2 separate regions of the Homo sapiens genome follow, and region 2 is linked to region 1. A link is a contact called in ENCODE Hi-C or POLR2A ChIA-PET data. All regions are on one chromosome and are shown on one strand. Each heading gives the region's core, a stretch centred on a gene start or an enhancer-like site at or near the end of the contact. The rest is flanking DNA. Distances are from core to core; before and after follow the strand shown.

Region 1 (6,744 bases), core at 1,245-3,744:
GAGCCAGGGAAGGCTGAGAGGGCAAGGGCCATCTGCAAATGGCCTGAACTTCCCCTGAGGCATGAATGGGCCAAGTGGAGGCCAGGGCTCACAAAGGAAACTCTGCAGGCAACCCAGGCAGCTCTGAAGTGCCTTTGGCAGCAATGGGTGCTTAATAAAACAAGAAGCATGGCTTAGATCAGGGGTTCCCACCCTAAAGTCCAAAGAAGGCCCTTGGACCCCCAACATTATATGCAAATTTGGGATGTACGTACATTTTTCTAAAGATAGAAAGTTAAGAAGCAATGGATTAGTTTAATCTCTAAGGCCTCTTGCAGTTCTATCAATATAAAACATACAAGAGCCAACAGGCCCATCACCTCCCAAACTCCTTCAGAAATCACTTGGCCTCTTAAAGCTGCTGAGCCCTAGGCTGTGCACTCCACAAGGACAAACTCAATGTGGTGTTGTGTTTAGACATGACCTATTAGCATGGTGCTACTTCCAGAAGGCTGGCGTTACAAGGTGGATGTTAGAGAAAATTAGTACCTAGAAAATTAGTAACTAGACTGTTAACTTTTCTGCACTCCTCACCAAACAAAGCACAGCATTTCACATGCTGTGGATGCTCAAACAGCCAAGGAATAGGAATAAGGGTACCCCTGCTTTCCAAACCCTCTGCAGGAGATGAGCACACTTGACTTTGGGGGGCCACCAAACTCCATTCTCAAGCTGTGGGAGCCTGAGTCTTAAGACAGAGGGCCACAGCATTCTCAACAATTTGGAATGGCTATAAAAGGGGCCAAGAAAATGGCTGGCCTTGAAGTTGGGAAGATTGAGGACTGGAGTGAAGCCTGTTCTCTAAAGATAAGAAGGGCCTCTGGTGGACTTCTCTGAATGCAGGGTGAACAAATTGACTTCTTGAGCCTCCCTCCAGCCCAAGGATTCTGTAATTGAAGGGAATGGATGACTCATTCTCAGAGTTACAGGCGTTTAGCCAAGCATCTCCTCACATGCATCTAGGACTTAACATCCCAGGTCTGCTGCCCACTCTTTAGATGGCTCTGCACAATTCATTTAACTTCTCTGCGCCTCGGTTATCTCACCTGCAAACTCAGCAACTGGATGAGACAATGCCAATATCCCTTCCATCTCTAAGCGTCTTTAATATTATTATTAAGCCATTAAGATCAAATAAGAGAAAGGGGAAAAAAAAAGCATTCTGCTTCTGGACTCAGCTTCTGTTGAGTCTCCAAGATATATACACAGGAGCTCTGCTTTAGAGAAGGAAATGATAAAAGGAGGACAAGTAGCATCCCCAGGCCACCTCCGTTCCCAGGCCCGCACCCATCAGAACTCAGCTGCAACTGTGAGGCCCCCATGTGAGTGCCAAGCCCCTTGAAAAACAAGGGAAGAGGTTTTGCCCGTGAATGATGTGTTGCTAAAAAGTGAAGACGTAAGACATCCCCACCAACATAAGGCGCTCCAGAGACCAGGAGCTCTTCCATTGTGCCTCCTGGGCCTCGGTTTCATCATCCATAAGATGGGGAGACTGGGAATGGCTTTACACTTGAATACTTCAGGTTGACCACCACAGCCAAGGGCCAAGTAGAGTGGACAGGTATTGGGTAGGATGGGAAGGGGGACCAGCAAAAATTGTGGGGTAAGATTTTGACGCCTGCACAAACACAGATCTCTTCAGAGCCCTCAACTGAAGGCTTCCCATTGGTCCCCTGTCTGGGATGGAGCACCAGGAGTGACCGGAGGGACTAGGCGCTGGGCTCCGGGGTGGGCTGCCAGGACCCTGGGCCGGCTCACCTGATGAAGGTGGTCTTCCCAGTGGAGTACTGGCCCACCAGCAGAACCATGGGCTTGTTGTCGAAGTCGGCATCCTCCAGGGCGGGCGAGTGGAACTCGTGGAAGCGGTAATGCTCTTCCAAGGGCAGCAGCTTGCTCTTGTAGAGTTTCTTGAGCCCCTCACTCACCGTCTGGAAAACCTCGGGGTCCTTCCTCCGGCGGTCGTCCGTACCCAGCCAGCTGAACATCGCGGCCGCCGCTCGCCCCCGGCACGCAGCCCCAGGGGAAGACTCCTCCTCAGGGGAAGATGTCCCGTAGGACCGGTCCGCCGGGCTCCGAGCCGCGCCGCCGCCTCACCCAAGCGCGGGGCTCAGCCGCACCATGGCCCGGGCACGCGGCTAGGAGGGCCGGGAGCGCACTCTCCCTGCTCCTGGGACCAAGCCCAGCCGCTGCTGCATCCAGCAGCCCAGGCCGGAGGGAGGATAAATAATCTGGGCTTGAGGAGGAGGGGTGAAATCTTGGCAATTAAAGTTGAACCTGCAAGGAAACTGCCAGATGCCGGGGTCCCAAGCCGGGGTCCCCGATCGGCCCCCAGCCCTCGCCTGCTCTGCCCTGCGTGCAGCAAGGGATGCTTCGGCTCCGCTCCTGCCGGACCGAGGCGGCTCAGGGGAGACGGCGACGCTGCCCAGCCCGCGGACAGCTCTGCATCCGCAGCAGCATCCTGCAGCCCCAGGCGGTGGTTTAAATGCCAGCTGGGCAGGAAGCCGGCGCGCAGAGGAAGTCCCCTAGTACTGGCAAGGCAGGGCCGGCCCCACGGTTGCGGCGACGGGAAGCCGCGCAGGGCGCCGCCATGTTTGTGGGCAGGCGCTCAGCTCTAGACCTGCGGCCGCGCGGGGAGAGGGATGCTGACCCAGTCCAGTGGGAGAGTGCCGGTGTCTCAGTCTCCGCCTCTGGGGCTTCGATTTGGGAACAGCGCCCTCTCAGGGACGGCTGCGAGGACAGAGTTGACCTATTCATCACACTCCCTGCTTTGAATCGCCTCTCCTTCAGTTGCTGAGGTCAATTCCCTAGGAAAACAGGTACTCTAGTATTGGGGGATTTTTTTTTTTTTTGGCATAGAAAGGGGATCCACTATCAGGTTACACAAAATAACCAAAACTGTCACTACCCAAACTTTTAGCTAGGCTTAGGGTGAAGTCAAAATCGTTCCCATTTACTTATTCATTCATTCCAGCAAAACAAAACAAGCCAAGAAGCAAAATCCCTGCAAGTATTGGGAATTTATTATGGGGCAGTTACAATTTTGGTGACTGTGGATACAGAGATGAGTGCTGAACAGACTCTCCCTTCCAGGAACTCCAGTGAAGGCAGGCTTTAAAGAGGAGGCATGAGCAGAGGGTCATGGGAATACAGGGAGGAGTCACTCCTTTTGTGTGGCTAATTTGAGGAAGGCTTCATGGAAAGCATGACTGTAAGCTGGATCCTAAATGATGAATTGACATCCATTGTTCTAGGAGCGTAAGGAGTATTTGCAAAGGCTTGAGGAACTTGGTGTGTCCAAGGCAGAGTAAACAGTTTGGCATAGCTGGAGTGTAGGGTTTAGGAAGGTGAAAGAGAGTGAGGGAGGCCAAGCATGAAAGGCTTTGCCAGAGATGGGGAACCAATAGCAATGCTATTACTAATCATTGTTACATTAACAAAATGCTCAGCATGTGCAGGGGCCTGGGCTAAGTTCTCAGTGAACATTGCTTTATTTAACCTTCATGGCAGATCATATTATCTCCAGCATCATACTAAGGAGAGTGAGTGGGAACACTGTCCAGGTGTAGGCAAAAGCAGTGCATCGTGTGTAGAGAATTTAAACCCAATAATAAACTTGCTGAAAGTTGATGTGCTTTGTATTGGCACCATTCTAAACAGTGTAGTGATAAAACACTCCTCCCTGCCCAGGCTAATGACTCCCACTACCCTCCCTTCCACAGATGAAGAAGGAGTAGGCTATGGACCAGGCAGGAACTGGAATGCCAAGAGCAGTGTTGGAGGGGCAAAAGAGGTTGGGGGTTGATATGGTTTTGCTTTGTGTCCCCGCATAAATCTCATCTCTAATTGTAATCCCCATAATCCCCATGCGTTTAGGGAGAGAGCTGGTGGGAGGAGATTGGATCATAGGGACAGTTTCATTCATGCTGTTCTCATGATAGTGAGTGAGTTCTCGTGAGAGCTGATGGTTTTATAAGGGGCTCTTCCCACTTGGTTCCTCATACTTCTCTCTCCTGCCGCCTTATGAAGGACGTGTTTGCTTCCCTTTATGCCATGACTGTAAGTTTCCTGAGGCCTCTCTAGGCATGCAGAACTGTGAGTTAATTAAACCTTTTTCCTTTATAAATTACCCAGTCTTAGGTATTTCTTCACAGCAGTGTGAAAACAGACGAATACAGAGGCCAAGAGACCATTTAGGAAACTATTCCAAAACTTAGGAGACAGCTGCAATGGGATTGGAGAAGAGGTCAGACTCAAAAGATTTTTTTCATGGAATAGAATTGTCAGATCTTGGTATGTGATAAAAAAAAGAGGACATAAGGGTGAGGCACAGTCTAGGATGATTTTGAATTTTCTACCATAGGGGATAAGATCATTGGAGAAGCTCTTCCACTAATTAGGGGAGGCAGAGAGAGAGCTGATTTAGCAGACAGAGATAATGTGTTCAATCTAAAACGTGTTGCGTTTGAAGTGCCTGCAGGAGCTTCAAGAGGAGTGTGGTGAAGCTGCAGGGATTTCAGGGGAGGGGGGATTATCAGAGGCCAGTGCTGAATAGAATCTCCTTAGTTACATCTCAGATCTCCCGACTCCCTCCTTGAACCCCAAAACTGATCATCTCTTGTTGAGAATTCACTCAGATTAATATTTCACCCTTGGTGTTTAGCTACTACCAACATACGAACCTAAGGAGTAATATTAAAGATATTTAACAACTCACAAGGCATGAGAATCAAACACCCGGAACAGACACTGGCCTTCCTAGTGGAGCAAGGCTTGCGGCCCCGTGCCACGCCTGGTGTTAATACAGTGGCGTCTGGACCTTGGAGAGATCTGAGCCTGTCCCCGGAGAGAGGTCAGTATGGCCAGCGTGACAGGAAAGAAATCAAGGGGCCCCATTATGGAAGTATTTCAAGAATTTTGTAATCAGTACGGCCATGCCATTGTCTACTGCTGAATGTCTGTTCCGAATATCTAATTTACCAAGTGCGTGTTGACACATCTACTCCCGTCTCAGTCTTGAGTAGTTGAAATCTATCTGTTTAAAAAAGGAACTAATGGAGCATTTCTATAGACTAGCAATAAAAGGTCATGAAAGATAATATTCAAAAAAGATACTGTGTTCAAAAGAACAAAAACTTACGGATAAATCTGACAAAAGATATGCAAGATCTTTATGTGAAAAATAATAAAACTTTATAGAAAGATGTTAAAGAAGTTCTAAGTAAATGGGAGAGACATGCCATGTTCCATTGTGGAAGGATTCCTTGTCACAAACATGTGAATTCTTTACAACATGATTGATAAATTCAATAATTGAGAGATATGATTGAAATCAAAATCTAAATAAGGTTTTCCATGGAAATTGACAAGGTGATTCTAAAATGTATAACTTATAGAGCAATAGTAAAAAAAAGCTTAGATATTCCAGGAGAAGAAAGAAGATAAGAAGAATAAGGAGGAGGAGAGGGAGAGGTGGAAGGGGAAGGAGGGCAGAAAAAGGAGAACAGAGAAGAGAAGAGGACAACAGTAACATAGCAATGGCAACAACTAAGCGAAGAGGACTTGCCCTAGTGGACATTGTTATGGAGTTACAGTGGTTAATATGGTTTTGGCACAGAGACCAACAGAATAACAACACAGTAAATAGCCAGGAAATTTGGAAGCCTGACATATACAGAAGTTGCAATAGAGATTGCATATATATCACCACAAAGTCAGGAAGAGTTCTTTAAACAAGACGTCAGAAGCACAAACTGAAAAATGAAAAAAACTAAGTTTAGCACTAGCAAAATTTAAAACTTTCGTTCAACTAAAAATACAAAAGTGAGTGAAAAGATATTTCCTATACACAAAAACCCATGAAAGCACATCCAGAATATAGAACTAATGGCTGTGCATCGATAACAAAGACAAACATTCCAATAGAAAAAAACTTGGCAAGAGCTACAAAAATGTCTTTTACAAGAGGCTACATGAATGCCCTATAAACGCAAGAAAACATGTTGCATCTCATTAGTAATTAGAGAAATGCCAAACCACACTAACACTCCATACCCACCAAAATGGCAAGAATAAAAAGTTGGATGGTAGGGTTGGTGAGGATGTAGAGCAATGGGAGCTCTCATAAAATGCTGATGGGCGTGCAGGCTGGCACAAATACTTTGGGAAACAGTTTGGCATTGCTTAGTGAAGCTGAAGATGTGCATGTCCTATGACCTATCTCCTTCCATTCTATTTCAAGGCGTGATCTAGAGAAACTCTTGCACATGTGCATAGGGAGATAAGTCTTAAGAATGTTGATGGCAACATTATTTGTAGCAGCAAAAATTTATAAACAACTAAATGTCCTTCACCGAGTAAATGGATAAATGTGCCACATTCATATAAAATATATACCACACTGGGGTCTAGTTGAGGGTGGAGGGTGGGAGGAAGGAGAGGAACAAAAAGCAAGAACTATTGGTTACTAGACTTAACACCTGGGTGATGAAATCATCTGTACAACAGACCTCCATGACACTAGTTTACCTATATAACAAACCTTCACATGTACCCCCGAACCTAAAATGAAAGTTACAAAAAATACATACTCTACAGATGAGAAAAATGAGGGAAGTGGTGCTACCTATGCCAAAATATGGTGTTGAGTGAATAAAGCCAGAAGTAGGCTATTATGCATAGAATCATACAATTTCATTAATGTTTCAG
Region 2 (6,744 bases), core at 1,968-4,467, 930 kb before region 1:
CTGATGCCATCCTGACAATGAAAATAAAACAAAAATCCTAATGTCATATCACTCTTCCCAAAATTATATTGGCTCGCCATTGCTATCAGAATAAACTACAAATTTTACAACCTGAATTTCCAGGTTTTCAATGACTTAGCCTGTTTCTTTCCAGTCTTATCTCTTACTCCAGATAGAAACCCTCAACTTCAGTTAAACTGGTCTACTCTTTTGTCTCATGACCACTCTTGCGTGAAAAGGCCAGATCTGTCTAACCCAAGCTCTTATTCATATAATGACAAACAAGTATTAGATTAAGAGTATTAGAGTGGGGCACAAAGTACTTAGTTTCATGTTTCACTTCTTAAATGAAGTCTTCCTAGATCATTCCAAACTATAGTGTTTTTTATGCCACTTATTTTGCATTAACCAAAGTAAAGCCTTCAACTTGTTACATTGCTTTGTAATTTTAGTAACTTCACTAATGACAAGGGCTATTTTCCTTTATATTTTGTTTTTATATACTTATATTTTTAATATTATATATTTATATTATTTATATTTTCTAAGAAGGCACTGTTTTCACACAGCATGTTAATAAACACAAAACCTTTTTCTCAATATTTTATTTTAAAATATTTATTTTAAAAAATAAACCTTAAATACTGTTTCCCTGCATGACTAATACTGATGTTTCAAGCATAAAGATATAGTGCCATAGGTTTTCAGTGCTTTATAAAACAGACGTTTTATTTGTATTTTTCTTTATATTTTCTAAGAAAGTACTGTTTTCACATAGCATGTTCTTAATAAACGCAAAACCTTTTCTCAATATCCTTTAAAATAAACCTTAAATACTGTTTCCCTGCATGACTAATACTAATGTTTCAAGCATAAAGATATAGTGCCATAAGTTTTCAGTGTCTTATAAAACAGATGTTTATTGAAAACTTCCTCTGGGCCAGGCACGCTACAAAGCTCTGGGAATTAGGGTGAAATACATAGGTCCTGCTCTCAATGAGCTTACAGTCTAGAAAGTGAGAAAGACAAATAAGTACACAACTTTAACATCGTCTGTAAGGATTACAGATGTTACTGGTAAAAAACACAAGAGATTCAAGTTTTACTTTCTTAAATTAGGGCTGTGAGTTAATGAAGGTGTATAATCTGAAAGACCTCTGAATTTTAAGTCTCTTATCCCTTTATCTTCAACTCCCTTCAAATCATCAGTATTATAGGCAAGTTAAGTTTCTATTGTATGTATTCGTTTTGTGCAGCTTTATGTAACAAAACTGGTGTGTGTGTGTGTGTGTTTGTGCATATAAAAGCACAAGGTACCACCAGAGCACAAAGGAGAAGCAACTAAGAGGATACTGGAACATGAGGGAAAGGTTCATGAAAAATAATTAAGGATATATAAGGGTTATTCTGATAAGGACAGCCGATAGAGAACAGAGAACAATTCTGGGGATGGAAGAGCATATGCAAATTAGGTACAAAGGCTCAATTAATACAGCATGATTTGCAAGCTATTCACTGTGGCTGAAATACGGATGTTGCATACATGTATGCATTAAAAAAAAAAAAAAAAAAAGAGTTTGTGGCCTGGCACGGTGGCTCACGCCTGTAATCCCAGCACTTTGGGAGGCAGAGGCGGGAGGATCACCTGAGGTCAGGAGTTCGCGATCAGCCTGACCAACATGGAGAAACCCCGTCTCTACTAAAAATACAAAATTAGCCAGGCGTGGTGGCGCATTCCTGTAATCCCAGCTGCTCGGGAAGGTGAGGCAGGAGAATCGCTTGAACCCGGGAGGCGGAAGTTGTGGTGAGCCGCGATCGCGCCATTGCACTCCAGCCTGGGCAACAAGAGTGGAACTCCGTCTCGAAAACAACAACAAAAAAAGAGGCTGTAAAAGTAAGAAGCTTGATAATGAGTGGCTTTGTATGCCATGCTAAACAGGACTTTATCTTGAGTGCTACAGAAAAAAAAAAAAGGAGAAAATTTGAGTAAGGGAGTGATGTGGTCAAATTTTAGAAATATAACTCTGGCTACAGGCTTCACAATGGTGAATGTTTTGAAGAAGAGCGTAACTGAAGGCTATTTGATCATTAGCCAAAAAGTGTAAACTTTTACCCATTTTCTGTGTGCAAAAGGATTACAGAAAATTTACAAAACATAAAGTGTGTGAATGAGGCATTTTCCCGACCATATCCACTTAAGTAAAAAACTTAGTACAGTGACAAAAGCTTAGGCACAGAAATGTGGTCTCTTTCTCATACGTAGGCTATCAATAAGTACTCCATAAATTTTTCTAATAAATGCATTTTCAAAAGGCACACGCCACTTGGACACTTCAAATCCCAACCAACTGCTTATCTTTAAAGTTCAGAGCTATATATTTGAGCTCTAAAGGCAAAGAATGACTAATTCTAACAAATTTGAGAGAAAACACCATATCCCAACAACCATAACGTCTACTGGGTCTTCCATTAGTTTCTACAAACCCAGAAATAAAGCAGCAATAAAATGTCCTACCAACACCTTGACTTTCTGTAGTTACTGCGCTTATGAAATTTGCTGCCGTAATCAGGCTACTTAATATTTAGTAAAGCCAAGTTGCAGAGTGAGACGTCTGCCCTAAAACCCTATTACTAACCTTTTTTTTTTTTTTCCGCTGGCGTTATCGCCACTGCTCTAAGAATCACTATTACAGTTGTTGCTGTGGACTTGTTTTCAGATCTTTTGTTGGTGGCCTAGTTGTTGACGCTGGCAAAAACTTTTATTACCTTAAAGAAATCTCGGCAGAGGGAAGTCAGAAACTCGCCAGGAGCTGAAAGCTCTGCCTGCAGCGGGGCCTAGATCGTGAGCGCCTGCGGAACAGGTGAGGGACCGAAAGGGACCAGAACTCTGAAGGGGAACATTTTGGGAGACAGCCGCTCCTGCCAAGGGGCCCGACTTCAACTCCAATGACCCCTCCTCTGGGTGGCTGAGGGATTTCAAGGTCGCTTCGGGACCAAATAAGATAAACCGAATCAGCTACAGCCGAAACCCTCACCCCAACAGCCAACTCACCATGATAAGGAGCTGCACAGCTCCCGCCGGAAGCCGTTCTGGGTGCTCGAGTTTTCCCAGAACGGAAGGGGTGGGGCACCAGTGGGCGATTGGCTGTGAGGAAAGCGTGGGAGGAAGTGCGTGCTCTGGCCTCCGGCTTCCGTCCCCTTCCCGGCTGTCCCTGCACTCCGTGGCGGAAGGCGGCTAGAGCGGCTCCCTCTGAGCTCTCCGAGAGATTGGTCGGGACCTGAAGCGTTGAGGTTAAGGGCAAGGCAAGGAGCAACGAGGAGTTTTTCGTTACGTTAGAAAAATTTCGTTGCGTGCTGAAGCGCTTTTACCTGTGTTGTATGATTTAACCTTATGAAAATGGACAGTATTCCAGTTTTACAAGTGAGGAAAGAAGATTAAGAAACTTGCCTCCGCCAGGCGTGGTGGTTCACTCCTGTAATCCCAGCACTTTCGGCGGCGAGGCAGGCGGATCACTTGAGGTCAGGAGTTCGAGACCAGCCTGGCCAACATGGTGAAACCCCGGCTCTACTAAAAATGCAAAAATTAGCCGGGCGTAGTGGCACGCGCCTGTAATCCCAGCTACTCTGGAGGCTGAGGCAGGAGAATCGCTTGAACCTAGGAGGCGGAGGTTGCAGTGAGCCGAGATCGCGCCACTACACTCCAGCCTGGGCGACAGCGCGAGACTCCGTCTCAAAAAAAAGAAACTTGCCTTGAGTCCTACATATAGTTTGCTGTAGTAGCAGAATTTGAACTCGGACCGACTAATGGTCTACTTAATAAAATGCTATTTGGATTCTCTATAAAATTAATAATATAGAAGTAATGTTAATTATAGAAAACTTGGAAAATATTAAATTCATTCGATAAAGATTGAATATGTAGCACGTGTGTTTGTCAGATACTGGTCTCGTGAAAATTATATTCTGGTAGGGAAGACAGAAAACAAGTAGGGATAAAGAAATTTTTAAAAGATATTCATAAGTAGTGTCGTGTAGAAAACTGGGTATAGGTTGAGTATCCTTCATCCCAAATGCTTAAGACCAGAACTGTTTCAGATTGTGGCTCTTTATCTTGGGGATGGGGCCAGAGGCTAAACTTGAAATTCATTTATGTTTCGTATACACCTTATGCACATAGCCTCAGGGTAATTTTATGCAATTTTAAAAATTGTGTGTGTATCAAACAAAATTTTGACTACAGCTTTTTACATGCGGTCAGGTGTGGAATTTTCCACTGTGGCATCGTGTTGATGATCAAAAAGTTTTGATTTTGGAGCATTTTAATTTCAGATGGTTGGATTAGGGTTGCTGAACATGTAATGGTATACAGAACAACTGAGTAGGTGTGGTGCTCACGTCTGTAATCCCAGCACTTTGGGAGGCCTAGGCGGGCGAATCACGAGGTCAGGAGTTTGAGACCAGCCTGGCCAACATGGTGAAACCCTGTCTGTACTAAAGATAAAAAAAATTAGCTGGGCGTAGTGGCGGGTGCCTGTAATCCCAGCTGCTAAGAAGGCTGAGGCAGGAGAATTGCTTGAACCCGGGAGGCAGAGGTTGCAGTGAGGCGAGATCGTGCCCCTGCTCTCCAGCCTGGGCAACAGTGCAACACTTCATCTCAAAAAAATAAATAAGAAGTAAAAAATAAATAAAATCGTAGGTATTATCATCTATCGACAATCTGTTCTCCACACTGCAGCCACAGTAATCTTTTTTAGTAGAGGAGAGGTCTTGCTATGTTGCGCAGGCTGGTCTGGAACTCCTGGGCTCAAGTGATCCTCCTGCCTCAGCCTCCCAAGATGCTAGCATTACAGGCATGAGCCAACACCCCTGTCCTATACCTAGGATTTAATGAACATTCAATATGTGGTAGGCAGTATTCTAAGAATTTGAGGCCAGGCACAGTGCCTCATGCCTGTAATCCCAGCACTTTGGGAGGCTGAGGCAGGCAGATCACTTGAGGTCAAGAGTTTGAGATCAGCCTGGCCAACATGGCAAAACCCCGTCTCTACTAAAAATATAAAACTTAGCCGGGTGTGGTGGCAGGCACCTGTAATCTCAGCTACTCGGGAGGCTGAGGCAGGAGAATTGCTTGAACCCAGGAGGCGGAGGTTGCACTGAGCTGAGATGAAGCCTGGGTGAGAGAGATTCCATCTCAAAAAAAAAAAAAAAAAGCCGGGTGCAGTGGCTCATGCCTGTAATCCCAGCACTTTGGGAGGCCAAAGCGGGTGGATCACGAGGTCAGGTTTTTGAGACTAGCCTGGCCAACATAGTGAAACCCCGTCTCTATTGAAAATAGCCAGGTGTGGTGGCAGGAGCCTGTAATCCCAGCTACTCAGGAGGCTGAGGCAGGAGAATCACTTGAACCTGGGAGGCAGAGGTTGCAGTGGGCCGAGATCGTGCCATTGCACTCCAGCCCAGGCGACAGTGCAAGACTCTGTCTCAAAAAAAAAAAAAAAAAAAAAAAGCACGATTATGTGTTAGCTCATTTAATCCTCATAACAGCCTTTGACATAGGTACTACTATTATCCCCTGCTTGGGAAAATCACACACCTAATCAGTGGCAGATTATAGACACGTGCCACCACGCCCGGCTAATTTTTGTATTTTTAGTAGAGTCAGGGTTTCACCATGTTGTGCAGGCTGGTCTCAAATGCCTGACCTCAGGTGATCTACCTGCCTTGGCCTCCCAAAGTGCTGGGATTACAGGCATGAGCCACTGCACCCGGCCTGGAGAGGTACCTTTAAACCATATAAATATCACATTCCTCATTATGCTTGTAATTTGTTTATGTTTGTATTCATATATTCACATGAGCTCATGGTTTATTTCTTCTGATGGGTTATAATTAATTACTACTATTACTTATTTTGATGCTCAAATTTGTCCAGTGGGAACCCTTTTAATCTGTGTGTCATTTCAATGATTCATCCTCATCAATCTTTGGGCACTTTTTCTCTCTGGCACAAGAAGTTCCACACTCATGTATTTTCTCTGCCCCAGCCCTGAATTTAGCCATTTTATCAAAGAGTCTTGGTTCCTTTAGTTGATGTTATGGACTGAATATTCGTGTCCCTCAAATTCATATGTTGAAGCCTTCACCAGCAATGTGATGGTCTTTGGTGATTCAGCCTTTGGGAAGTACCTAGGGTTAGATGAGATAATGAGGATGGGACTGTCATGATGGGATTAATGCCCTTTTAAAAAGGGACACCAGAGAGCTTGTGCTGTCTGCCATACAAGGACACGGTGAGAAGGTGGCCATCTGCAAGCCAGGAAGAAAGCCCTCACTAGAAACCAAACTGGCTGGTACTTTAATCTTGGACTTCCAAGCTTCTAGAACTGTGAGGATAAATTTCTGTTATTTAAGCTGCCCAGTCTATGGTATTTTGTAATGCAGCCCAAGCAGACTAAGACAGTGAAGAATTTGGAAGGCAAGATATGGGTACTTTATGTGCTCATTATTATTGGAGCATAACTGCTCCAAGGCCACCTTGGTGGACAGACTAGGGAATATACATATTTGGACACATACACACGTGTATATTTATATGCTTATATGTCCTCTATTTTTATTTGAGGCAGGATCTCGCTCTGTTGCCCAGGCTGGAGTGCAGTGGTGCGATCTCAGCCCACTGCAACCTCTGCCTCCCAGGTTCAAGTGATTCTCGTGCCTCAGCCTCCCAAGTAGCTGGGACTACAGGTG

The links. Hi-C counts contacts between places; a loop is a spot of excess contacts on that map. ChIA-PET counts read pairs that join two places held with the same protein, here RNA polymerase II (POLR2A). Pooled maps may share reads with other maps.
Region 2: a loop to region 1 is called in a map of CD4-positive, alpha-beta T cell, with 5 times the contacts of the local background. The contact joins the promoter of SLC30A6-DT here to the promoter of EHD3 in region 1. A Hi-C loop is called at or near these places in 1 of 168 maps with a recorded cell type or tissue (CD4-positive, alpha-beta T cell) and 5 of 50 pooled maps. POLR2A ChIA-PET finds 5 or more read pairs at or near these places in 1 of 52 experiments (K562).

Annotation. Positions count from the first base shown.
Region 1 is chr2:31,229,902-31,236,645 of GRCh38, reverse strand. It overlaps EHD3 (EH domain containing 3), which reads right to left and starts at 2,494. Exons shown (of 6, transcript NM_014600.3): 1 at 1,798-2,494. The coding sequence starts at 2,024. It also overlaps a transcript of CAPN14 not described here.
Region 2 is chr2:32,162,212-32,168,955 of GRCh38, reverse strand. SLC30A6-DT (SLC30A6 divergent transcript) reads left to right here and starts at 3,217. Exons shown (of 1, transcript NR_185886.1): 1 at 3,217-3,915. SLC30A6 (solute carrier family 30 member 6) reads right to left here and starts at 3,092. Exons shown (of 14, transcript NM_017964.5): 1 at 3,053-3,092. The coding sequence starts at 3,055. RefSeq lists an enhancer at 1,256-1,772.